2 separate regions of the Homo sapiens genome follow, and region 1 is linked to region 2. Evidence: read pairs that join two places in POLR2A ChIA-PET (ENCODE). Cell type or tissue: PC-9. All regions are shown on one strand. Each heading gives the region's core, and the rest is flanking DNA. Links, peaks and the distances in the headings are about the cores only. Region 1 overlaps RAP1GAP2 (RAP1 GTPase activating protein 2). Region 2 overlaps ITGAE (integrin subunit alpha E).

Region 1 (12,243 bases), core at 1,927-9,926, 920 kb before region 2:
GAGTAGCTGGGATTACAGGCACCCGCCACCACGCCCGGCTAATTTTTTGTATTTTTAGTAGAGACGGGGTTTCGCCATGTTGGCCAGGCTAGTCTCAAACTCCTGACCTCAGGTGATCCACCCGCCTCAGCCTTAAAAAGTACTGGGATTACAGGCCTGAGCTACCATGCCCGGCCAATTACTTGCTTTCCTGATGTAGCTCAGATGGAGCGGGTGGTGACTTAGGATCAGGAAGGTGCTGTTTCTCATCCCATTGCCTACCCTTCCTTCCCGTGGCTTCAGATCTCCATAAAGGGCTGGGGCTGGGGTCGTGACCCCGTCGGTAGAAAATGGTCCCAGCGACCCTTCTCTCCTGGAGCCCATGGACCCACCTCCCAGTGCCATGCCCTGCTCACCTCCAGCCCCTCTAGCAGGCAGCCCTGTCTTCATGTGAGAAGGGAGAACTGGATGGCAAAGCAGATGGCACAGAACAGCTGCACAAGAGCTCACCGAAGGGCTTGTTATGAAAGAGTCATTTTTGTCAACAGAAGTACGCTTCTGCCCTATACTCCGTGCTCTGTGAATTATTTCTCAGGGGAGACTAAGCTGGCCAGAGCCTGGTGGTGGCCTCCTGGCTGTCGGATGTCAGAGTTAGGGCTGCAGGTTGAGGGGTCCTTGGCTTTGGTCTGTGAGTACCATGGTGGTTAAGAGCCTGGTCTCTCTCTCTTAAATTTTTTTTTTTTTTTTTTGAGATGAGATTTTGCTATGTTGCCCAGGCTAGTCTTGAATTCCTGGCTTCAAGAGATCCTTCTGCCTCAGTCTCTCGAGAGGCTGGGATTACAGTTGTGAGCCACCGTACCTGGCAGTCTCTTTATTTTACTTTACTTTTTCCTCTAAAGTTAAAGTTTACAGTATTTTATTTTGTTGTGGTGAGAACACATAACATGAACTCTACCCTCTTAACAGACTTTTAAGTGTACAATACATTATTGTTGAATGTAAGTAAGAGTTTACTCTCTTAAAGCCTCCCACTGGGTGGGAAGTCTAGCACCTTACAACAGGACCCTGTAATCCCAGCACTTTGGGAGGCCGAGGTGGGCGGATCACTTGAGGTCAGGAGTTCAAGACCAGCCTGGCCAACATGGTGAAACCCTGTCTGTACTAAAAACACAAAAAAATTAGCTGGGTGTGGTGGTGCATGCCTGTAATTCGAGCTACTCGGGAGGCTGAGGGAGGAGAATAGCTTGAACCCATGAGGCGGAGGTTGCAGTGAGCCGAGGAGATCGTGCCATTGCACTCCAGTCTGGGCGACAGAGGAAAACTCCGTCTCAAAAAATTAAAAAAGATGGCCGGGTGTGGTGGCTCACGCCTGTAATCCCAGCACTTTGGGAGGCCGAGGCGGGCAGATCACGATGTCAAGAGATCGAGACCATCCTGGCTAACATGGTGAAACCCCGTCTCTACTAAAAATACAAAAATTAGCTGGGCGTGGTGGCGGGCGCCTGTAGTCCCAGCTACTCAGGAAGCTGAGGCAGGAGAATCGCTTGAACCTGGGAGGCGGAAGTTGCAGTGAGCCGAGATCACACCACTGCACTCCAGCCTGGGCGACAGAATGAGACTCTGTCTCAAAACAAAACAAAACAAAACAAAAACTAAAAAAAAGATTTTGAACAGTAAATGTATTTACATGGTTGGTTCTAAAACCAAAATGATATAAAAATATATGTGGTAGAAAGATTTGCTTGTACTCCAATCCGCCCTGTCCCTACATTCTAAAATTCACTTTGAGGTTCTTTCCAGTGCTTCTTTATTCACATGTAAGATGAGCATATCCTTTTCTTACCTCCACTCCCCTTCCCTCCCTTCCCCTCCCCTCCCCTTCCCTCCCTTCCCCTACCCTTCCCTCCACTTCCCTCCCCTCCCCTCCTCTCCCCTCCCTTTCCTTCCCCTCCCTCCCCTGCCCTTCCTTCCTCTCCCCTTCCCTCTTTCTTTTTCTTTCTTTCTTTTTTTGAGATGGAGTCTTGCTCTGTTGCCAGGCTGGAGTGCAGTGGTGTGATCTCGGCTCACTGCAACCTCTGCCTCCCGGGTTCAAGGATTCTCCTGCCTTAGCCTCCCGAGTAGTTGGGACTACAGGCACCTGCCACCACGCCCAGCTACTTTTTGTATTTTTAGTAGAGATGGGATTTCACTACATTGGCCAGGCTGGTCTTGAACTCCTGACCTCAGGTGATCTGCCTGCTCCAGCCTCCCAAAATGCTGGGATTACAGGTGTGAGCCACCATGCCCAGCCTCCTATTTCTTTTTCTTAAATAAAAGGTAATATCCTACAAAACACTGTTTTACATCTTGCCTTTTTCTCTGGAGAATTCCTGTCTGACCACTGAGAGCTGCTGCTGCCTCTGCCCCATTCCTTTTAAAAATAACTGTGTAGTATTTAACGGTGTGGATTTAATTTTAGAGACTGATGATTCCTTTCAGAAATTTAATTTTGTATAACGTAAGTAATATAAGAATACATTTTTGGCTGTGCATGGTGGCTCATGCCTGTAATCCCAGGACCGTAGGAGGCCAACGTGTGTGGATTGCTTGAGCCCAGGAGTTTGAGACCAGCCTGGTGGGGGGGCAGCATGACAAAACCTCATCTCTACTAAAAATAAAAAAAATTAGATGTGGTGGTGCACACCTGTAATCCCAGGTACTGGGGAGGCTGAGGTTGGAGGATCCCTTGAGCCCAGGAGTTTGAGGCTGCCATGAGCTGTGATCATGCCATTGCAATCCAGGCTGGGTGACAGAGTGAGACCCTGTCTCAAAAAACAACAACAACAACACAAAAAACAGGCTGGGCGTGGTGGCTCACGCTTTTAATCCCAGCACTTTGGGAGGCTGAGGCGGGCGGATCACGAGGTTAGGAGTTCGAGACCAGCCTGCCCAATATGGCGAAACCCTGTCTCTACTAAAAATACAAAAATTAGATGGGCTTGGTGGTGGGTGCCTGTAATCCCAGCTACTCGGGAGGCTGAGGCAGGAGAATCACTTGAACCTGGGAGGTGGAGTTTGCAATGAGCTGAGATCACGCCATTGCATTCCAGTCTGGGTGACAGAGTGAGACTCTGTCTCCAAAAAAAAAAAGAAAACAAAAAAACCCAAATCATTTTCCTTAAAACAATCAGAACATTAAAGATAAAGTCTCGGCCGGGCGCGGTGGCTCATGCCTGTAATCCCAGCACTTTGGGAGGCCAAGGTGGGTGGATCACGAGGTCAGGAGATCGAGATCATCCTGGCTAAAACGGTGAAACCCCATCTCTACTAAAAATACAAAAAATTACCCAGGTGTTGTGGCGGGCACCTGTAGTCCCAGCTACTCGGGAGGCTGAGGCAGGAGAATGGCGTGAACCCAGGAGGTGGAGGTTGCAGTGAGCCGAGATCGCGCCACTGCACTCCAGCCTGGGCGACAGAGCGAGACTCCATCTCAAAAAAAAAAAAAAAAAAAAGATAAAGTCTCCTATGGCCAGCAGTGACATTCCCTTTCTCTCCTCCCCAGAGTAGCCACTGTTCAGAGTTTGGTACATACTTTTCTAGATATTTAAACAGGGCTGGGTGCAGTGGCTGGCCAGGTGCATTGACTCACTCCTGTAATCCCAGCACTTTGGGAGGCCGAGGCGGGCGATGGCTCGAGGTCAGGAATTCGAGTCCAGCCTGGCCAACATGGTGAAACCCCATCTCTACTAAAAATACAAAAAGTAGCTGGGCGTGGTGGCACTTGCGTGTAGTCCCAGCTACTCGGTGGGGGGCTGAGGCAGGAGACTTGCTGGAACTTGGGAGGCAGAGGTTGCAATGAGCGAGATCGCACCACTGCACTCCAGCCCGGGTCACAGAGCAAGACTGTCTCAAAAAAACGAAAACAAAAACAAACCAGTATTTTTACATGTACCTTAAGTAACCATCAATGTCCATACATACACAGTTAGCTCATTCCTTCTAATCACAGTTTAGGGTCCAGCTTACAAATATACCACACCCTGCTTATCTGTTTCTCCTGTAAATGGTTGTTCTTGATAATTTTTTTTTTTTTTTTAGATGGAGTCTTGCTCTGTCTCCCAGGCTGGAGTGCAGTGGTGCAATCTCGGTTCACTGCAACCTCTGCCTCCTGGGTTCAAGCGATTCTCCTGCCTCAGCCTCCCGGGTAGCTGGGATTACAGGCACACACCACCATGCCTGATTTTTGTATTTAGTAGAGATGAGGTTTCACCATGTTGGCCAGGCTGGTCTTGAACTCCTGACCTCAGGTGATCCACCCGCCTCAGCCTCCCAAAGTGTTGGGATTACAGGGGTGAGCCACCGCGCCTGGCCTGTTCTTGGTATGTTTTTACTCTTATGAAAAGTGCCGAGGTCAGGAGATCGAGACCATCTTGGCTAACACGGTGAAACCCCGTTTCTACTAAAAATACAAAAAATGAGCCGGGTGTGTTGGCGGGCGCCTGTAGTCCCAGCTACTTGGGAGGCTGAGGCAGGAGAATGGCATGAACCTGGGAGGCGGAGCTTGCAGTGAGCCGAGATCTCGCCACTGCACTCCAACCTGGGAGACACAGCGAGACTCCGTCTCAAAAAAAAAAAAAAAAAAAAAAGAAAAGTGCCACAGTGGACATCCTCATAGTTGACTGTCTACACATGAAAGTGTTTCTCTAGACTTGAGTGAATCCTAGATGTGAGATTGCTGGGTGATAGGGTAGGTGACTTTCTATTTCATCATACTGCAAATTGCCTGCCAATTTCTATGCCACTAGTAGGAGTGTACATGTTGCTTGTCTGTTGGGTGAAGCATCCTGTCTCCTTGCTGTGGTTGCATTCCCTGATTTCCAGCCCTCTGAGCAGCTCTGGCTGTGTCCTGCGTGCTGTACCCTCCGCCCAGAGAAGCACTGTCCTCCGTAAGTCAGGTGGACTCTCGGCCTCTGAAGTTCCTGCACCCGCCTGGTGTCTTTGCAGCATGGTCTTTTGCTGAGAATAACCTCGACCTTCTCCTTTTCAAAAGCCCTCCAGAGGGCTTTACTGACCAGAGAGGTGGCTAGAGAGTTGGCTGTGGGATTGACCACACTGACTTCCCCAGACCCATCTTAAGAGGCTGGCTTTAGATTTTCATCCTATCCCAGTTCTTAAGATGTAAGTTCTGCCCTGAGGGCCCCTGGGGGAAGCCACAGCTTAAAGCTCAAATGCATTTCCCTTGCTGAAGGAGCTGAGCCAGCCAATTCCCCTTGTGCTAGTTCAGGGGTTTTGTCTGCCAATCTCAAACCCAGGAACAAGTTCTAAGAACTGGGTCCCTTGAGAGACCTAGAGTCTGGCAGTTGGGTGGGAAGAGGATTGACCTTGGAGACAGTTTCTGTCACCTACACCCACCTCCTGAGAAATAACTTCAAGAGAGGAAGGACCATCTTGGTCGAGGTGGTATCTCACACCTGTAATCCCAGCACTTTGGGAAGCTGGGGTGGGCAGATGGCTCGAGCCCAGGAGTTTAAGACCAGCTTGGGCAACGTGGCAAAACCCCATCTCTACAAAAAATACAAAAATTAGCTGGGCATGGTGGCAGGTGCTTGTAGTCTCAGCTACTCAGGAGGCTGAAGTGGGAGGACTGCTTGAGCCCACGAGGTTGAGGCTGTAGGGAGCTGTGATCTCATCACTGTACTCCAGCCTGGGTGACAGAGTGAGACCCTGTCTCAAAAAAAAGAAAGGACCATCTCATCTGGTCCTCTGCCTCAGTTCCTACCCCATTTACTATACCACTGAATCCTTCACCATCCACCTGACCTTTATTTAAATTAAAATAAATTAAATTAATTAATTATTATTATTATTTTTTGAGATGGAGTCTCGCTCTGTTGCCTAGGCTGGAGTGCAGTGGCGTGATCTCTCCTCACTGCACACTCCACCTCCCAGGTTCATGCCATTCTCCTGCCTCAGCCTCCCAAGTAGCTGGGACTACAGGCGCCCGCCACCACACCTGGCTAATTTTTTTTTGTATTTTTAGTAGAGACAGGGATTCACCGTGTTAGCCAGGATGGTCTCGATCTCCTGACCTTGTGATCCACCTGCCTTGGCCTCCCAAAGTGCTGAAATTACAGGCATGAGCCACTGCACTCTGCCATTAATTAATTTTTCTGAGATGGAGTCTCGCTCTGTCACCCAGGCTGGAGTGCATTGGCACGATCTTGGCTCACTGCAAACTCCACCTCACGGGTTCAAGCGATTCTCCTGCCTCAGCCTCCTGAGTAGCTGGGATTACAGGTGTGCGCCACCACACCCTGTTAATTTTTTGTATTTTTAGTAGAGATGGGGTTTCACCATGTTGGCCAGGATGGTCTCGAACTCCTGACCTCAGGTGATCCGCCTGCCTCAGCCTCCCACAGTGCTGGAATTACAGGCGTGAGCCACCACAAACTTGTTGTTAATGGTCACTCATTGTCCGTGGTTGTCACATCTCTTTTGTCTCTTTAAATACAGAACAGAGCTGGGTGTGGTGAACTGTACTTCCAGCTATTCAGGAGGCTGAGGTGGGAGGATCATTGGAGCCCAGGAGTTTGAGGCTGCAGTGAGCTATGATCGCACCACTGCATTCCAGCCTGGGTGCATTCCAGAGTGTGACCCTGTCTATAAATAAATATAGAACAGCAGACCTGGCAAAGTTGTTTAGTAGAACGTCTCACATTTTGGATTTATCTGAATGCTTCCTTTTTTTATTCCCCAACATTTTCCTGGAATAGTCCTTGATTTTACGGAAGAAAGATGAAATGAGTAGCTTGTGTGCTGACAGTGAAGAGGAAGGGAGACACTCCTGTTTTATCTGCTGGGGCCAGATTTGTGCCAGCCCTGCCTTTTCCTTGGGTGTGGTTGAGAGGACTGTGCGCAGACCGCCCCCAGCCAGCCACTGGCGGGGTGTGTTGGTGCATCTGGCACTGGCGGGGTGTGTTGGTGCATCTGGGTGTTAGGAGGTAGGTCCAGGGGCTTCTCCTGGGAAGTTGTCCCCATGTCGCCTTCGGGGGGTGCTCCCTGTGGGAGAATGAGTGGTGTGGTCGTCCCCCTTGCCTGAAGCTGTTATTTTGTTCCCTCCTGTGTTTCCTTGCCGGTTGGGTAGAGGTCTACTATGTTCACTAACTAGGTTACTAGTGACAGAAACCTTACTCAAACTGGCTTAAGAAAAAAAAAAAGAAACCAAAAGGAAAAACAAAGTCCATGAAAACTTTTGTAATTGGTAAGTTTAAGGAACCTGGCTTTGGCCGGGTGCAGTGGCTCACACCTGTAATCTCAGGACTTGGGGAGGCCAAGGCAGGCGGATCACCTGAGGTCAGGAGTTCAAGATCATCCTGACCAACATGGTGAGACCCCATCTCTCTTAAAAACACAAAAATCAGCTGGGCATGGTGGCGGGCAACTGCAATCCCAGCTCCTCAAAAGGCTGAGGTACGAGAATCGCTTGGACCTGGGAGGCGGAGGTTGCAGTGAGCTGAGATCACGTCACTGCACTCCAGCCTGGGTGATACAGCGAGACTCAGTCTCAAAAACAAAACAAAACAAAACAACAAGCAAACAAAAAACTGGCTTCAGGTCCAGCTAGATCCAGGTGGGTGAGACAGCATCATCGGACCATCTATTTGTACCTATCTCTTGGCTCTAATTCCTGCATTTATTTCATTCACAGGCACCTCTCCCCACATGTTATAAGGCAGCCACTGGCAGCTCTAGTGTGAGCTTTGAAAATCTCAGTAGGTATGATTAAGCTGCTTCCTTCTATAGCACCTGTAAAAATTTGGTGTTCACTCTGTTTGGACTGACGAGGTGTGTGCCCATTCCTGAAGCAATCGTAGTGGATTGGTGAATAGAGTACATGAATTGAGGCCAGTAACGGTGGCTCACACCTGTCATCCCAGCACTTTGGGATGCCAAGACAGGAGGATCACTTGAGGCCAGGAGTTCAAGACCAGTGTGGGCAACAAGGTGAGACCCTGTCACTACAAAAAATTAAAAAATTAACTAAGCATGGTGGTGCACACCTGTAGTCCTAGACACCCAGGAGGCTGGGGCTGGAGGATTGCTTACACCCAGGAGGTTGAGGCTGCAGTAAGCTATGATTGCGCCACTGCACTCCAGCCTGGGTGACAGAGCAAGACTCTGTCTCTGGAAAAAAAAAAAAAAAAAGCATGAATTTGAATTTGAATTGGCCAAGCCTGCATCGTGTACCTACCCCAAAGCTCAGGCTGGGTAGGTTGAGAAAGGGGCAGCCCCGTATAAACCACAAAAACCAACAGTGGTGTCAGAGTGCTCCCCAGGGGAGCATCAAGGTACTGTCAGCTAGAGGAAGGGGCCTGGGCACGGAGCAGGCAGAAAGGCATATTCCGCTTCGTCTGGTGATGGGCATCGGGAGTCTCTGGCCGAGTCAGCTCCTCGTTTCCTGGGGCTCCATTCCTCTTCATTTTGGATTTGGCGGAAGTCAGTGTCCACAGGACCATCTGTGTCAGGGTGTCAGCCCTGCTTCTTTTTTTTTTTTTTTTTGAGATGGAGTCTCACTCAGTTGCCCAGGCTGGAGTGCAGTGGCGTGACCTTGGCTCACTGCAAGCTCTGCCTCCCGGGTTCACGCCATTCTTCTGCCTCAGCCTCCTGAGTAGCTGGGACTACAGGTGCCTGCCACCATGTCCGGCTATTTTTTTGTATTTTTAGCTGAGACGGGGTTTCGCCGTGTTAGCCAGGATGGTCTCGATCCCCTGACCTTGTGATCTGTCTGCCTTGGCCTCCCAAAGTGCTGGGATTACAGGGGTGAGCCACCGCACCCGGTCTCAGCCCTGCTTCTTAGTGGCTGTGTGATCCTGGACAGAAGAGTTAGCCTTTCTAGGTTTCGGTTTACTCATCTGGAAAGGAGTATGATGTTCATGTTCTTTCTTTTTTCCTTTTTTTTTTTTTTTTTTTTGAGACAGAGTCTCGCCTTATCACCCAGGCTGGAGTGCGGTGGTGCGATCTCGGCTCACTGCAACCTCCGCCTCCCAGGTTCAAGCAATTCTCCTGCCTCAGCCTCCTGAGTAACTGCGATTACAGGCGCCCACCACTGCATCCAGCTAATTTTTTGTATTTTTAGTAGAGGTGGGGTTTCACCATGTTGGTCAGGCTGGTCTTGAACTCCTGATCTTGTGATCCGCCCGCCTCGGCCTCCCAAAGTGCTGGGATTACAGGTGTGAGCCACGGCGCCCGGCCTTGTGTTCCTTCTTGATGGGGCTGACAGGATCCAGTGGAGTGGTAGGTGTGGAAGTGCAGGCAGCTGGCGACATGCTGAACCCAGGGGGTGGTGTGTGCTGCCCTGCAAGGTGATTCTTCTGCTCCAGGGTGAGCAGGGCCTGTCCTTGGACTTGCTCTTTGGAGAGTTGGGATGGTGACCTGTACTGGGATGGTGACCTGTACTGGGTTGTTGACCCCTCGGGATGTGTGGGGTGATTCTTCCACAGATGAACATAGCATGGGGCAGAACACTGTCCCACTGCGGGAACCCTTTGCTCATTCTCCGAGCTCCAGATGAGGAAGGGAGGCGGGTGGAATTGGATGAATTGGCGCAGTGATTCCGAAATTGTAACCGGGGGAGATGACATTTGGTGGTAAGAGGACGGGACACAGCATTCCCCGAAACTGATCCCCGGAGAGAAAGCTGTTTATTCCCTTTGCAGTTCTCTTTCTGTGCAGCTCATCACTTCAAGGAGAATGTCTCAGTTAGGGGCTAATATATGTCTTTAACACCTTTCTAACATTTGCTAACCTTCCTTATTAACAGAGAGAGTGGGTCTCAAGCCTCAGGCCTTGGGCAGGCGACAGTGTTTAGCAGACTGTAATAACATTATTCAATTTTCATTATATTTACCTTTTTTCTGGTAGACATTTTTTTTTAAGGTTTAAAAATTATAGAAAAGGCCAAGTGTGGTGGCTCAGGCCTGTAATCCCAGCACTTTTGGAGGCCAAGGCAGGTGGATCACTTAAGGTCAGAAGTTTGAGACCAGCCTGGCCAACATGGTGAAACCCTGTCTCTACTAAAAATACAAAAATTAGCAGGACATGGTGGCGGACGCCTGTAATCCCAGCTGCTCGGGAGGCTGAGGCAGGAGAATCACTTGAACCCAGGAGGCAGAGGTTGAGTGAACCAGTGAGCCGAGGTCACGCCACTGCACTCCAGCCTGGGCAACACAGTGAGACTCTGTCTTAATAATAAAAAAAAAAAGAATAAAAAATAAATAAAATTACAGAAAAATTAAGAGTACAGAGAGTCCCCATAGGCTCTATAATCCAGTTCCCTACAACTTACATTAGTACGATCCATTTGCTATAATTAACATTAGTGTGGTCCATTTGCTATAATTAACATTAATATGGTCCATTTGCTATAATTAATGAACCTAGACTGATGTATGATCATTAATAACTGAAATGCATGGTTTATTCAGATTTTAGAGTTTTTCCCTAATGTCCTTTTCTGTTCCAGGAACCACATTACATTTAGTTTTCACAGCTCCTTAGACTCCTCTTGGCTGTGACTGTTTCTCAGACTTTGCTTGTTTTTGGCAGCCCTGACAGCTTTGAGGCGTGCTTGTCACTCAATTTAGATTTGTCTCATATTTTTCTCATGATTAGACTGGGTATTGGTTTTTGAGAGGATGACTACCCAGGTATAGACCAGGTATAGAACCATTTTTCTTTTTTTAATTTTTTTTGAGACGGAGTTTTGCTCTTGTTGCCCAGGCTGGAGTGCAATGCGTGATCTCGGCTCACTGCAACCTCCGCCTCCTGGGTTCAAGTGATTCTCCTGCCTCAGCCTCCGGAGTAGCTGGGATTACAGGCATGCGCCACCACGCCCAGCTATTTTTGTATTTTTAGTAGAAACGGGGTTTCACCATGTTGGTCAGGCTGGTCTCAAACTCCCAACCTCAGGTTCGCACCCGGCAGAACCATTTTCGTCACATCCTGATAACCACTGTTGATGTTGGCCTTGGTCACCTGGCTGAGATAGTGTTTTGTCAGATGTCTCCATTGTAAAGTTATTCTTTATTTTTAAATTTTTATTGATTGATTGAGATGGAGTCTCACTCCATCTCACTCCAGTGTCACTGGAGTGCGGTGGCGCGATCTCGGTTCACTGCGACCCCCACCTCCTGGATTCAAGCGATTCTCCTGCCTCAGCCTCCCGAGTAGCTGGGATTACAGGCGCCCACCACAACACCCAGCTAATTTTTGTATTTTTAGTAGAGGTGGGTTTCACCACATTGGCCAGGCTGGTCTCAAACTCCTGACCTCAGGTGATCCGCCCACCTTGGCCTCCCAAAGTGTTGGGATTACAGGCGTGAGCCACAGTGCCCGGCTGTTATTCTTTATTTTCTTCCATCCGTAGTATACTGTTCACATCTAAGGAGCAGGGCATTATATTTTCTTTCTTTTCTTTTTTCGCTATGTTTCCCAGGCTGGGCTCAAACTCCTGGGCTCAACTTGATCTCCTGCCTTAGCCTCCTGAGTAGCTGGGACTACAGGCATGAGCCATCATGCCTGGCTTATATTTACTTTACCTTCTATTTATGAGAAATGATTATATCCATTTATGATGTGAACATAAAGTCTTGGCTGGGCACCGTGGCTCACGCCTGTAATCCCAGCACTTTGGGAGGCTGAAGTGAGTGGATTGCTTGAGGCCAGGAGTTCGAGACCAGCCTGGCCAATATGGTGACACCCTGTCTCTACAAAAAATACAAAAATTAGCTGGGTGTGGTGGCCTGGGCCTGTAGTCCCAGTTACTCAGGAGGCTGAGGTAGGAGGATTGCTTGAGCCCGGGAGGTGGAGGCTGCAGTGAGCCGAGATTGCGCCACTGCACTCCAGCCTGGGTGACAGGGTGAGACCCTGTTTAAAAAATAAAAAGACCGGTGTGGTGGCTCACGCCTGTAATTCCAGCTGCTTGGGAAGCTGAGGCAGGAGAATCGCTCGAACCTGGGAGGCAGAGGTTGCAGTGAGCCGAGATTGCGCCACTGCACTCCAGCCTGGGCAAGAAGAGCTAAAGTCTGTCTCAAAAACAAACAAACAAACAATAAAAAACATGAAGTCTTTATAATATTAATTTATAAAACATGAAGTCTTTTCAGTATTTAATTTAAAAATTAAGTCCATTTAAAGAAAAATATTAAGTAGAGAGAAAAGTTACAAGAGATATGGGGAATTTTTTTTTTTTTTTTTTGAGACGGAGTCTTGCTCTGTCGCCCAGGC
Region 2 (12,243 bases), core at 3,134-11,133:
AGGTAAGGAAAGAGAAACCAGGCCTCCAACAGGTGATCCAATCCCACCTGGGCCGGAGGCACATAGTGAGGAGGGAAGGGGAGAAGACACAAGTCAGAGAGAAAGAGGAGGGTGTGTCTCAGAAGCCCCCGCACACACGCACACACGTGGGCATGGAGAAATGGCTGCCTTTTTCTGAGTCTTTTTTTTTTTTCTGAGACGGAGTCTCGCTCTGTCACCCAGCGTGGAGTGCAGTGGTGCGATCTCAGCTCACTGCAAGCTCCGTCTCCTGGGTTCATGCTATTCTCCTGCCTCAGCCTCCCGAGTAGCTGGGATTACAGGCACCTGCCCGGCTAATTTTTTGTATTTTTAGTAGAGACGGTGTTTCACCATGTTAGGCAGGATGGTCTCGATCTCCTGACCGCGTGATCTGCCCGCCTTGGCCTCCCAAAGTGCTGGGATTACAGGCGTGAGCCACCGCGCCCGGCCTTCTGAGTCTTTTTTTTCAGAAACTCAACCCTTCAACCCTGAGGAAGGGCCCCAGTGTCCCTCTTCCCAACAGTGTCAGCTCTAAACCCCTTCTGAGTGTGGACATAACCTCAGACCACCCTTTCTTGAGGCAGTTTGCATTTAACAAACCTGGAGACTAAGGAGCTAAGCTCTAATCGAGGGATTTCAAGCACCAGGACCTCAGACCAACACCCACCCACCCCCCGCCCCAGTCCTCTTTCCCTGCCCCTTACAGAAGCCAAAAAGGAAAGACCATCACACCAGGCAGGGGTCAGCTGGACCATTTTTTTACCTGACTCAGAGGCTGTGGTTACAGAGCTGATTTCAAAACATAAACGGACATTCACGACGCCGTTGAAGCCGATGGGCAGTGCGCTGGGGGTGAAGGCCATGGAGACCTTCAGGCGAACCACAGGCCGGGAGCTAAACAAGACAGCAAAGAGGATGGGAGAAGTGACTGCTCAGCCTCTGGGTCAGGGCCTGGCTGATTGGTTCATGCATTCAATGGTTCTCTATCAAACATGCCCACATCCAGGTGATCCCTGAGTCTCAGGGTACAGTGGGGAAAGAGACAAGTTTCTGCTTTGGTGGGAAAGCAGACAACAAGCAAATAAACGAGAGAAACAGGGAGATACTATGTATTGGCAAGGCTATGAGAAAAATTAAAATACTGTTGGCCGAGTGCGGTGGCTCACGCCTGTAATCCCAGCACTTGGGAGGCCGAGGCGGGAGGATCACCTGAGGTCAGGGGTTCGAGACCAGCCTGGCCAACTTGGTGAAACATCGTCTCTACTAAAAAACTCAAAAATTAGCTGGGTGTGGTGGCGGGCGCCTGTAATCCCACCTACTTGGGAGGCTGAGGCAGGAGAATTGCTTAAACCTGGGAGGCGGAGGTTGCAGTGAGCCGACATCCTGCCACGGCACTCCAGCCTGGGTGACAGAGCAAGACTCCATCTCAACAACAACAACAAAAATACGGTAATAAGGACCGAGGGCTACTGAGACTGGGTGGTCACAGATGGCGTGGCTGATGAGGAGGCATTTCGGTTGAGATTTGTTAACAAGAAAGAGCCAGCTGTGTGAGGATCTGGGGAAGAGCACTCCAGGAAGAAAGCACAGCCAGTGCCAAGGGCCTGTGGCAGGAACACTTTTGGTTTGTTTGAGGAGCACAAAGGTCAGCATGCCTGGAATCTAATTAGTGAGACAGAGGATGGGAGGAGGAGATGGGAATGGAGGGGCGGGAAGGGCCAGGCCACGAAGAGCCCTGTAAAGCCATGGTGAGGAATTGGGATTTTACTCTAAATAGGAGCCGTGGAGGAGTTTCAGGCAGCAGAGTGAAGGGATAGGGCTGCTGCTGTGTGGAGAATGGAGCGCAGGGGCTGGAAGCAGGAAAGGCTGTGGCAGCAGTGTCCAGGGAGTGAAGACAGTGCCTGCACTGGTCTGGAGGCAGAGCCAACTAAGACTTGTTGATGTGGTGGAGAGGAAGGAAAAGAGGCATCAAAGATGACGCCTACGTTTTCATCCTGAATTGCTGGGTGGATGATGATGCCATTTGCTGAGACAGAAAGCCTGAGGGCAGGATAGATTTGGGGGAATGAAGGGTGGGGGGAGATAAAAGCTCTGTTTTTCTTTTTTTTTTTTTGGAGACGGAGTCTCGCTCTGTCGCCCAGGCTGGAGTGCAGTGGCGCGATCTCCGCTCACTGCAAGCTCCGCCTCCCGGGTTCACCATTCTCCTGCCTCAGCCTCCCGAGTCGCTGGGACTATAGGCGCCCGCCACCATGCCCGGCTAATTTTTTGTATTTTTAGTAGAGATGAGGTTTCACCGTGTTAGCCAGGATGGTCTCCATCTCCTGACCTTGTGATCCACCCGCCTGGGCCTCCCAAAGTGCTGGGATTACAGGTGTGAGCCACTGCGCCCAGCAAAAGCTCTGTTTTTAGACGTGTTCACTTCGGGATGACTGTGAGCAGCAGCTCAGGGAGGTGCTGGGTAGACAGCAAGTCTGCAGCTTGGAGAGGACGGGACAGACGGGCGCTCCATGAGCTCATTTACAGCCACGGGACTTGATCATTCACTGAGGGATGGGGCACAAAAACTCTGCAATTCTTGGCCAGGCATAGTGGCTCATGCCTGTAATCCCAGCACTTTGGGAAGCCAAGATGGGTGGATCACGAGGTCAGGAGTTCAAGACCAGCCTGGCCAACATGGTGAAACCCTGTCTCTACTAAAAATACAAAAATTAGCCGGGCGTGGTGGCAGACACCTGTAATCCCAGCTCCTCAGGAGGCTGAGGCAGAAGAATTGCTTGAACCTGGGAGGCGGAGGTTGCAGTGAACCAAGATTACACCACTGCACTCCAGCCTGGGCAAAAGAGGAAGACTCCGCCTCAGAAAAAAAACAAAAAACAAAAAACTCTGCAATCACAGCCATCGCTGAGCACTGTGCTAAATACTTTGTATATATTCGCTTGCATGATCCTCATAGCTCTGGGAGGTAGGTGCTCTTATAATTCCTAGGTAAGGTCTTAGAGTTAAATAACCTGCCCAAAGGCTGAGAGGGCTGAGAGCTGAGGTTCAAACCCAGACGGGCAGACTCCAGAGCCTGTGCCCACAACCACGGTGCTGGCTCCCTCCCTCAGTGCCTAATGTCTGCATGGAGCTATTTAGAGCAGGGCAAATGGGTGAGGCTGGGCCTGGGACCCCAGAAAGCAGGACAGAACCCTACCGGAACACAACCGCCTGGCCCAGAGTGCCCACGGTGATGTCGGCAAGGCCGTCGCCACTAATATCAAAGCCACCAGCCATGGACATGCCGAAGTACTGGAGTCCTGGGGCCACCGTGGAGGCTCTGATCCGCTGTGGAGGCAGAAACACAAGGCGTGGGGCGAGGGAAGGGAGGGAAACGGGGCGGGGAGTCCTTTCATGATCTATCCCGATCAGCATCGCAGGCACCATCCAGCCCCAGGGAGCCCCGAGTCTAGAACCAGGAAAGAGGGAGCAAGCTTTCCCAGAGGAAGTGGCATTTGGATGGAGCCTCGAAGGGCAGGTGGGACTTGACAGGGGAGAGTAAGGGAAAGAGTGAGGCATGGGGAAAGAGCAGGGCCTTCTGAGAAGCAGCCAGGGCCAGGGACGGGGTGGACCACAGGGGATTGGGGTACAAGGAGGCTTGATGTGGGGCTTGGGGATGGGGGGTGTCAACAAAGGTTCTGTTGTTTTGAAGTGACATAATCAGGATAACACTTTAGAAATGGCACTGAAGACATGGGGTGGAAGATGGAGAGGAGGAGGAAGCTGGGTGGGCTGGGAGTGGGATGGCAAGGCCTGAGCTGGGACCGCAGGGGTGGGGATAGAGAGAAGGGGCTGGAGTTGGGAGACAGCTAGAATCATGAGGACGTGGGAACTGACAGGCTGTGCAGGCTGTGAGCGTGCTGAGGACTGTCTGAGGTTTCCGGTGTGGGGTGTGGAGGGGGATGAGGTCTCAGAGGAGCATCAGTTCTAGGGGAAGCAGGTGCTCTCAGATGGGCCGTGTGGGAGTGAGATGCCTGGGGGCCATCCAGGTGGAGGTGCTCATGAGGAGCTGGAGGTGGGTGGAAGTGCCTGTTAATACATGCAGTGTGAGAGGCTGGCAAGGGAGCCCTGGGGAATGAGAGATAAGGCGCGGAGGTGCTGGGTGGGAGACAGGAGCGAGGGACAGAAAGAGAGGAAGCAGGGACCCGAGGCAGGTGGGTGGAAGGAGGGGGTATAGGCCAGGGAAGGAGACAGGTACCGCCACAACCTCCCCTGAACCTGAAGGGGCCGAGGTGAAGCCCTGGTCTGGAACCTCCCCCCAACCTGAAGGGGCTGAGGTGAGGCCCTGGTCTGGAAGCTCCCCCTAGCCTGGGGGACTTCTTTCTTTCACTGGGCATTCCCAACCCCCGAGACCTGCCCAGCACTTAGGACTGAAGCCGACTTGGGGCTTGGGTCATCATATCTGAGAGAGGTCAGAGCCCCAGAGGAGAGGAAGGAGAGGGCCCCATGGGTCACCTGCGAGGGGCTGGCGGAGAGGCCGTCCCAGTGTCCATTGTAGATATACACACTGCCGAAGCTGGCACCATCATCTGCCCCAAAACCTTCCAGGGGGGCCCCGATGGCCACATCTGTGAGCTTATCCTGACTGAGATCCCCCATAGCCGCCATGGCAAAGCCAAAGCGGGCATTGGTGAACCCGGGGTGCCCACTCAGTATGCGTGCCAAGGAGAAAGAACCATCCTGTAAAGCAAACAAACAGCTCAGCCCTCAAGAAGGGGTGCTAGGTGCCCACTCCATTGCCACCCCGATGCACGCTCACTGGGCCGGTGGGTGCCCACTCCATTGCCACCCAGGATGCACGCTCGCTGGGCCGGTGGGTTCCCACTCCATTGCCACCCAGGATGCACGCTCACTGGGCCGGTGGGTGCCCACTCCGTTGCCACCCAGGATGCACGCTCGCTGGGCTGGTGGGTGCCCACTCCGTTGCCACCCAGGATGCACGCTCACTGGCCAGGGACCTTCCCAAGGCCATACAGTGAGCACCAGGGGAAAGCTGGGGTCCTCCTACCTGGAAGTTCAGGAGTCAGAGCCCGCCCCCCTCTAGTTCCATGGGCAGGGGTGCATTGCTGCAAATGGGAGGCCTGGGTTTCACTCGTGGCTCTGCCACACACATGCCAGGTACACTTGAGCAAGTCTCGGCATCACTGAGGCTCGCCGAGCCCCAGCTTCCTCACCCGTAAGATGAGAGTGGCAGCTACCTCCCATAGTTACTATGAGAAACAAGTGAGATCCTGGACTAAACGGGCTTTGCCAACCATGCAGCTGTAAGAGATGTTATCAGCTGGGCGCGGTGACTCACGCCCATAATCTCATCACTTTGGGAGGCCAAGGTAGGTGGATCACCTGAGGTCAGGAGTTCGAGACCAGCCTGGTTAACATGGCGGAACCCCATCTCTACTAAAATTACAAAAATTAGCCGGGTGTAGTGGCACATGCCTGTAATCCCAGCTACTTGGGAGGCTGAGGCAGGAGAATCAACCCAGGAGGTAGAGGTTGCAGTAAGTTGAGATTGCACCATTGCACTCCAGCCTGGACAACAGAGTGAGACTCAGTCTCGGAAAAAAAAAAAAAAATGCTGGGCGAGGTGGCTTACGCCTGTAATCCCAACACTTTGGGAGGCCGAGGTGGGTGGATCACCTGAGGTCGGGAGTTCAAGACCAGCCTGACCAACATGGAGAAACCCTGTCTCTACCAAAAATATAAAATTAGCCGGGTGTGTGGCCCATGCCTGTAATCCCAGCTACTTGGTAGGCTGAGGCAGGAGAATTGCTTGAACCCCGGAGGCAGAGGTTGCGGTGAGCCAAGATCCTGCCATTGCATTGCAGCCTGGGCAACGAGAGCAAAACTCCATCTCAAAAACAACAACCACAAAAAAAGAGATATTAGAGATATTATCATCAACGATCACCCTTGGGTAAGAAAGTGGGTGCGGAGAGCGATGCCGCTGCCCCGCCCAGCCGCCATCCAGCCTGAGCACCTCCCCATCACTGCCCACTGGTGCCAGGCAGGGCCAGGGCACTCCCAGCCTCCATCACCTCTGTGTCAGGCTGAGTGCCACAGCCTCAGCAAGCTCATGAAGATGGAGACTCTCCCACCTGCTCGCTGAGACGGTACACGTAGACTCTGCCTTCTTCTCCATGAACGTGGTAAAATGGAGCAGCCACCAGCAAGAAGTCCGTGCTTCCATCCATGTCAATGTCCACAGGGCACAGCTCAGAGCCAAAATAGGACCCCATCTACAGCCCGGGAGGAACTCAGCTCACCAGGAGCCCCGCTCCTGCACCCCTCAGCAAGGCTACACCCCTGCCCGCGTGCTTCCTGGACCACCCAATTTGGGTCGTTACATATCAATTTGCTCACTGAGAGTAACAGAAGAGTGGAGGAGCAGCCCAGGCCCCACAGCGGAGGAAACTGCCTAGCAATCAGACATGCAGAGCTGAAGCAGAGCCCTCGAGCTCCACTCAGGAGCCTGAGTTTCACCCAGCCCGGGCCCTGGCCCACTGTGCACCGTGGGACCCACTCCTTTCCCTTGGGGGCCTCCAGATTCCCCATCGGTCATAAGGGGTGGAGGCTTTCCCCAGCAGGTACCTGCTCTCCCTCCAGCACTGGCAGGAAGCTGGCCTCTCTGCCCTCCTTCTGGAGCTCAAACACGGCCCCATGATGTTTGTACCGTGGAGCCCCCGCGATGTAGGAGAGGCTGCAGGTCTTGTGCAGCACGGCCACAGCGTAACCTGGGGCAAGGGTGGTGTGGCTGTGAACACACCGTGTGCTCCCACCTGGCCTCTCTCTTGGCCCCGGCACCTTCCCAGTCAGGCCTTCAAAGTGGCCTGGGGAGGGGGGCAAAATAGGAGAGACTGTCTTTCTCACTATGTTAAAAATCGGCATCAGCGAGCACTCTCACTTTGCCAGTCACACACATCCCCATCACACAGATATGATGCACACGCTGTCTGTCACGTATGCAGCTTTGCTCGAAATACTCGTTCGCACACATTCACTACCCACGCTCCCACACACACCCTAGGAGGACGGAGAAGAGGGGTGAGAGGACGCCCACCACTATTATTATTTTTATTTATTTATTTATTTATTTTTGAGACAGAGTCTCAGTCTGTCGCCCACGCTGGAGTGCAGTGGCACAGTCTTGGCTCATTGCAACCTCCCCCTCCCGGGTTCAAGCGATTCTTGTGCCTCAGCCTTCCGAGTACGTGGGACTACAGGCATCCGCCACCACGCCTAGCTAATTTTTGTATTTTTAGTAGAGACAGGGTTTTGCCATGTTGGCCGGGCTGGTCTCCAGACCTCAGATGATCCGCCCGCATCGGCCTCCTGGGATTACAGGCGTGAGCTACTGCACCACTATTATTAATGGAGAGGCCCCGCCCTCCCCTGGGTGGCTGCTGTGCCTGGTGTGTACCTGACAGGCCTTGTACCTACCCAGGAGGCTGTAGTACTCAGCCTCACGGTCCCTAACCAGGACCCGCCCCTCGGCCCATGTGACTGACCAGGTCCCGCCCCCATCCGGAAACCTCAAGTGCAGCCTAATGCGCAGCCTCGGTGTCCCCATCTCGGCCCCGCCCTCGCCCAGGTGGCCTCTAGGCCCCGCCCTCACCCAGGTGGTCTCCAGGCCCCACCCTCCTCACGTAACTTCCAGGCCCCGCCCTCTCCCAGGTAGCCCCCAGGCCCCACCCTCGCCCACGTGGCCTCCATGCCCCGCCCTCACCCAGGTAGCCCCCAGGCCCCACCCTCGCCCAGGTAGCCTCCAGGCCCCGCCCTCACCCAGGTAGCCCCCAGGCCCCACCCTCGCCCAGGTAGGCCCCGCCCTCGCCCACGTAGCCCTCAGGCCCCACCCTCGCCCAGGGAGCCTCCAGGCCCCGCCCTCATCAGGTGGCCCCGCCCTCATCAGGTGGCCCCGCCCTCACCCAGGTAGCTGTACTGCGCAGCCTCCGCGTCTGCCGCCGCCGCCGCTGTCTGGTTCAGGAAGCGGCCCCGGCGGCTGCGTGTGTCGTAGAGCAACGCCCCTCCGGACCAGTCAAAGGCCCCGACGGCGCCGAGCAGCACCTGCCGCTGAAGGGGACGGGGATGGGGCCCAGATGAGTGGGAGGGACCCAAGGCCGGGCCACGGTGGCCGCGGGTCTCCGGGCCAGCGCGGCTAACCTGGCTGGGAGCAGGGGGGCGTTCGGTGGTCTAGTGCCCGCCTGGCCAGAGATGCAGGCGGGAAGGTGAGATGGCCAACACTGGGCTCCTGCCTCGTGCCCTTGCACTCCCTCCTCCGGGAGAAGCAAGCAGCTTGGTTGATAAGCTGACCCAGGCCGAGTCCTGTTGCCTGGTCTGTATTCAGGGGAACAACTGGATGTTTGAGCACACAGAAAAAAGCGACCTCCTGTCATCAATATGGCCACCCTTTTGTTGCAGTGAGCCGAGACTGCACCGCTGCACTCCAGACTGGGCGACAGAGCAAGACTCCGTCTCAAAATAAATAAATAAATTAATTAATTAAAATAAAATCGCTCTTTTACAGGAATCACCACAGGTAGGGCAGAGCCCTGGATGGGAGGCAGGAGTCCCTGAATCCTAGGTGTCCTGGGCCCCTCACCAATGGGCAAGCCTGCCTGGTGCTGAGTCAGCCACGTACCTCATCCAGGATCTGAGCACTGAAGCCAATCTGTGCCAGCTGGTAGTGAAGGGCGTCTCCAACCGTGCCTGCAAGCCAAGAAGCCCAGTGAGACTGCTGTGGGCCGAGGTGAAGGGAGAAACTGAGTCAGGGGACAGTCCAGCTTGGCCTCACTCCCAGAAGGAACCATGCTTGGTGTAACAGGAAGAGAACCCGGCTGAGGGTAGAGACCCAGGTTCTCCTTGAGCAACTACTATCTGGGCAGTTCACTCTTTCTAGGCCTCAGTTTCCTCGTCTGTGAGCTCCTGGGAGAAGGGACTATGCCCCAGCCATCCTTGTTTCTCCAGCACCAGCTCAGTTCATCAGAGCTTCATGGAGATTCTGGGACGCAAGGAGGCCTGGGGATATTGTTGGCCTTTTTTTTTTTTTTTTTTTTTTTTTTTGAGACAGTGTCTCACTCTGTTGCTCAGGCTGGAGTGCCATGGCTCAATATCAGCTCACTGCAACTTGTGCCTCCCAAGGTCAAGTGACCTGGTGCCTTAGCTTCCCAAGTAGCTGGGAATAGAGGTCATGCGCCACCACGCCTGGCTAATTTTTTTTTTTTTTTTTTTGAGATGGAGCCTCGCTCTGTCACCCATCCTGGAGTGCAGTGGCGCGATCTTGGCTCACTGCAACCTCTGCCTCCTGGGTTCGAGTGATTCTTCTGTCTCGGGCTCCTGAGTAGCTGGGATCACAGGCATGCACCACCACGCCTGGCTACATTTTTTTGTATTTTTAGTAGAAACAGGATTTCACCATGTTGGCCAGGCTGGTCTTGAACTCCAGACCTCAGGTGATCCACCGGCCTTGGCCTCCCAGAGTGTTGGGATTATGGGCGTGAGCCACCACACCTGGCCCCAGCTACTTTTTGTTTTAGTAGAGATGGGGTTTTGCCATGTTGCCCAGGCGGGTCTCAAACTCCTGGCCTCAAGCAATCCACCTGCCTCTGTCTCCCAAAGTGTTGGGATAACAGGCATGAGCCACCACACCCGGCCATTGCCTTTTTAGACATGGAAGAGCTGAGGTTCAGGGAGATGATGGGAGTTGCTCAGAGAAACCACATGAAGATGGGACAGAGGCCGGGCTGGAGCATAGGCTCGGGCCTCCTGCGGTGGCCTGGGTCCCGGAGCCCTCACCTTCCATGCTGATGATGTTGTACCGCAGTTTGCTCAGCAGCCCATCCAGCGCCATGTAGTTGGTCACCTTGAAAGCATGGGTCTCATCCGGGTCTGAGGCGATCAGGTTCAGTTCCCTCGCAGTCCTAGCACTCTTAAATTCTTCTCCCACCTGCACAGACAGCCTGGGTCAGCGAGTCAGCGCTGCGTGGATTCCCCAGGCCCAGGGAGAGAGCTGAGCCCCTCCATCTGGCCTCTGGGGCCCTCCATTACCTGTCTCCTTCCTTCCTTTCTCCTCCTTTCCCTGCTCCCTGTTCTACCCATACTCTGGGCAAAATTCCAGTTTTACCAAAGTACACCTGTTCTCCTGAATACACCAAGCTCCTCCTCACCTCTGCACATGCTGTTCCCTCTGCCTGCAGGGCCCCTCTCTGCCTCCCCTGTGCCCTAGGCCAGCTACTCCCATTTGTCTGGCAGGACTCAGCTTGGCACCGCGGTCCTCCAGGAACCCTCCTTGGTGTGTTTCCTGTGGCTCTCCCACCACTATTTGGCCAGTAAGCTGTGACCACCATGGGGAAATGAGCCCTCTCTGGGATGACAGAGCATGGAGAGAAGAGGAGCATTTGCAAATAGAACAGGGTCTGGATAAGCTGCTTACAGAAAAGCCCCCATCGACAACCCTGGCTTCTCCCCACCCCAGGCTGTGCAGGTTCAGGAGGTGTCTCCCGGCTCCTGGCTCTTACCCCAATGGCAAAGCGCTCAACACCCTGCATTTTGGGGGAGTTGATGACTGTCGTAAGGTTGAGGGGGTCCTCGAATATGCCACCATCGGTGAGCACCACCATGACCTTGGATGCCTTTCTCCTGGAGCCGTGGCTTGAGGTGAAGATGCTGTCTCTAAGCAGGGGAGAGTAAATGAAGAAGAGAGCTTTGCCAGAAGGATGACCGAGCTCCAGGAGAGACTTTATTCTCTGACCTGTATTAGAATTGGGAGGGTTCACAATCCTCCCGAAAGACCCAGAGAAGGGGGTGATGCCCCCTTAAGTCACGCAGCGAGGCTGGGCAGAGGGAGGGCTGCAACACAGGTGTTCTTGCTTCTCACCTGCTCCCAGCAGGAAGGTACTGCCTGGCAGTCCATTCCTCTTGTGTGCGTACAGGAAGACTCATGATATTAAAACGATAGATAATACTCACATGGCACTTATCATGTGCCAGGCACTGTTGTAAACACTGTATATTTTAAGCCATCCAACCATCACAAAATCTATCAGGCAAGTGCTATTATTTTTCTTTCTTTTTTAGAGACGGCGTCTCACTCTGTCACCCAGGCTGGAGTGCAGTGGTGTGATCATGGCTCACTGCATCCTTGAACTTCTGGGCTCAAGCAATCCTCCTGCCTCAGCTTCCTGAGTAGCTGGAACTATAGGCACAAGCCACTGCTCCAAGCTGTGAGTACTATTATTATTCTCATTTTATTTATTTATTTTTATTATTATTATTATTGAGATAGATGGAGTCTCGCTCTGTCACCCAGGCTGGAGTGCAATAGCACGATCTCAGCTCACTGCAACCTCTGCCTCCCGAGTTCAAGCAATTCTCCCTGCCTCAGCCTCCCGAGTAGCTGGGATTACAGGCACCTGCCACCACACCCAGCTAACTTTGTATTTTGAGTAGAGACGGGGTTTCACCATGTTGGCCAGGCTGGTCTTGAACTCCTGACCTCAGGTGATCCACCTGTGTTGGCCTCCCAAAGTGCTGGGATTACAAGCATGAGCTACCACGCTCAGCCTATTTTTCTCATTTTTAAAGTGAGGAAACTGAAGCACAGGTCACAAGGTCCTTCAGTTTGCCCGGGGTCACACAGATACAAACCAGAGCTGAGGCCGGGCGCGGTGGCTCACGCCTGTAATCCCAGCACTTTGGGAGGCCGAGGCGGGCGGATCACGAGGTCAGGAGATCGAGACCATCCTGGCTAACATGGTGAAACCCCACCTCTATTAGAAATATAAAAAATTAACTGGGCGTGGTGGTGGCCGCCTGTAGTCCCAGCTACTCGGGAGGCTGAGGCAGGAGAATGGTGTGAACCTGGGAGGCGGAGCTTGCAGTGAGCTGAGATCGTGCCACTGCACTCCAGCCTGGGTGACAGAGCAAGACTCCATCTCAAAAAAAAAAACAAAAAAAAAAAACCAGAGCTGAGATTTGAACCCAGCCAGCCTGTCCACTGAGCACTCTGCTCTCCTGCATCTCACAAGAGGAAGTCTTTGGAAGACTTTTTGGAGGACAGCCTTGAGGTGTCATCCCTCACGTTCTCTCTCGGCCAGGGAAAGGCTGGAGCCCTAATTCTCTTCTCCTGCGGTTCTGGCCAGCCACTTCCTCCATGAGTGATGCCACAGAGACTCTGGGCATGGCCAGAATAATTCC

Evidence for each region. ChIA-PET counts read pairs that join two places held together with the same protein. Peaks named below come from ENCODE experiments on the same cell type or tissue, not always from the same donor. Only the 100,000 strongest peaks of a DNase experiment are listed, where the experiment ranks them.
Region 1: POLR2A ChIA-PET joins it to region 2 with 10 read pairs; 2 of 35 experiments call an interaction of 5 or more read pairs at or near these places.

The regions. Positions count from the first base shown.
Region 1 is chr17:2,829,108-2,841,350 of GRCh38, forward strand. The region is part of intron 2 of RAP1GAP2 (RAP1 GTPase activating protein 2); the gene reads left to right. Among named protein-coding and RNA genes, the nearest start is that of RAP1GAP2, 39 kb to the left of the region's middle. RefSeq lists an enhancer at 3,510-4,010. In PC-9, for the core only: no CTCF peak of the experiment used is centred there; no DNase peak of the experiment used is centred there; H3K27me3 peaks cover 712 bases.
Region 2 is chr17:3,747,141-3,759,383 of GRCh38, forward strand. ITGAE (integrin subunit alpha E) reads right to left here. Exons shown (of 31, transcript NM_002208.5): 9 at 10,566-10,719; 10 at 9,844-9,994; 11 at 8,690-8,757; 12 at 7,977-8,121; 13 at 6,643-6,785; 14 at 6,150-6,290; 15 at 4,510-4,734; 16 at 3,212-3,342; 17 at 782-912. Among named protein-coding and RNA genes, the nearest start is that of HASPIN, 29 kb to the left of the region's middle. RefSeq lists an enhancer at 8,001-8,704. In PC-9, for the core only: no CTCF peak of the experiment used is centred there; DNase peaks (open chromatin) are centred at 5,311, 7,571 and 7,951; H3K4me3 peaks cover 1,120 bases; H3K27ac peaks cover 373 bases.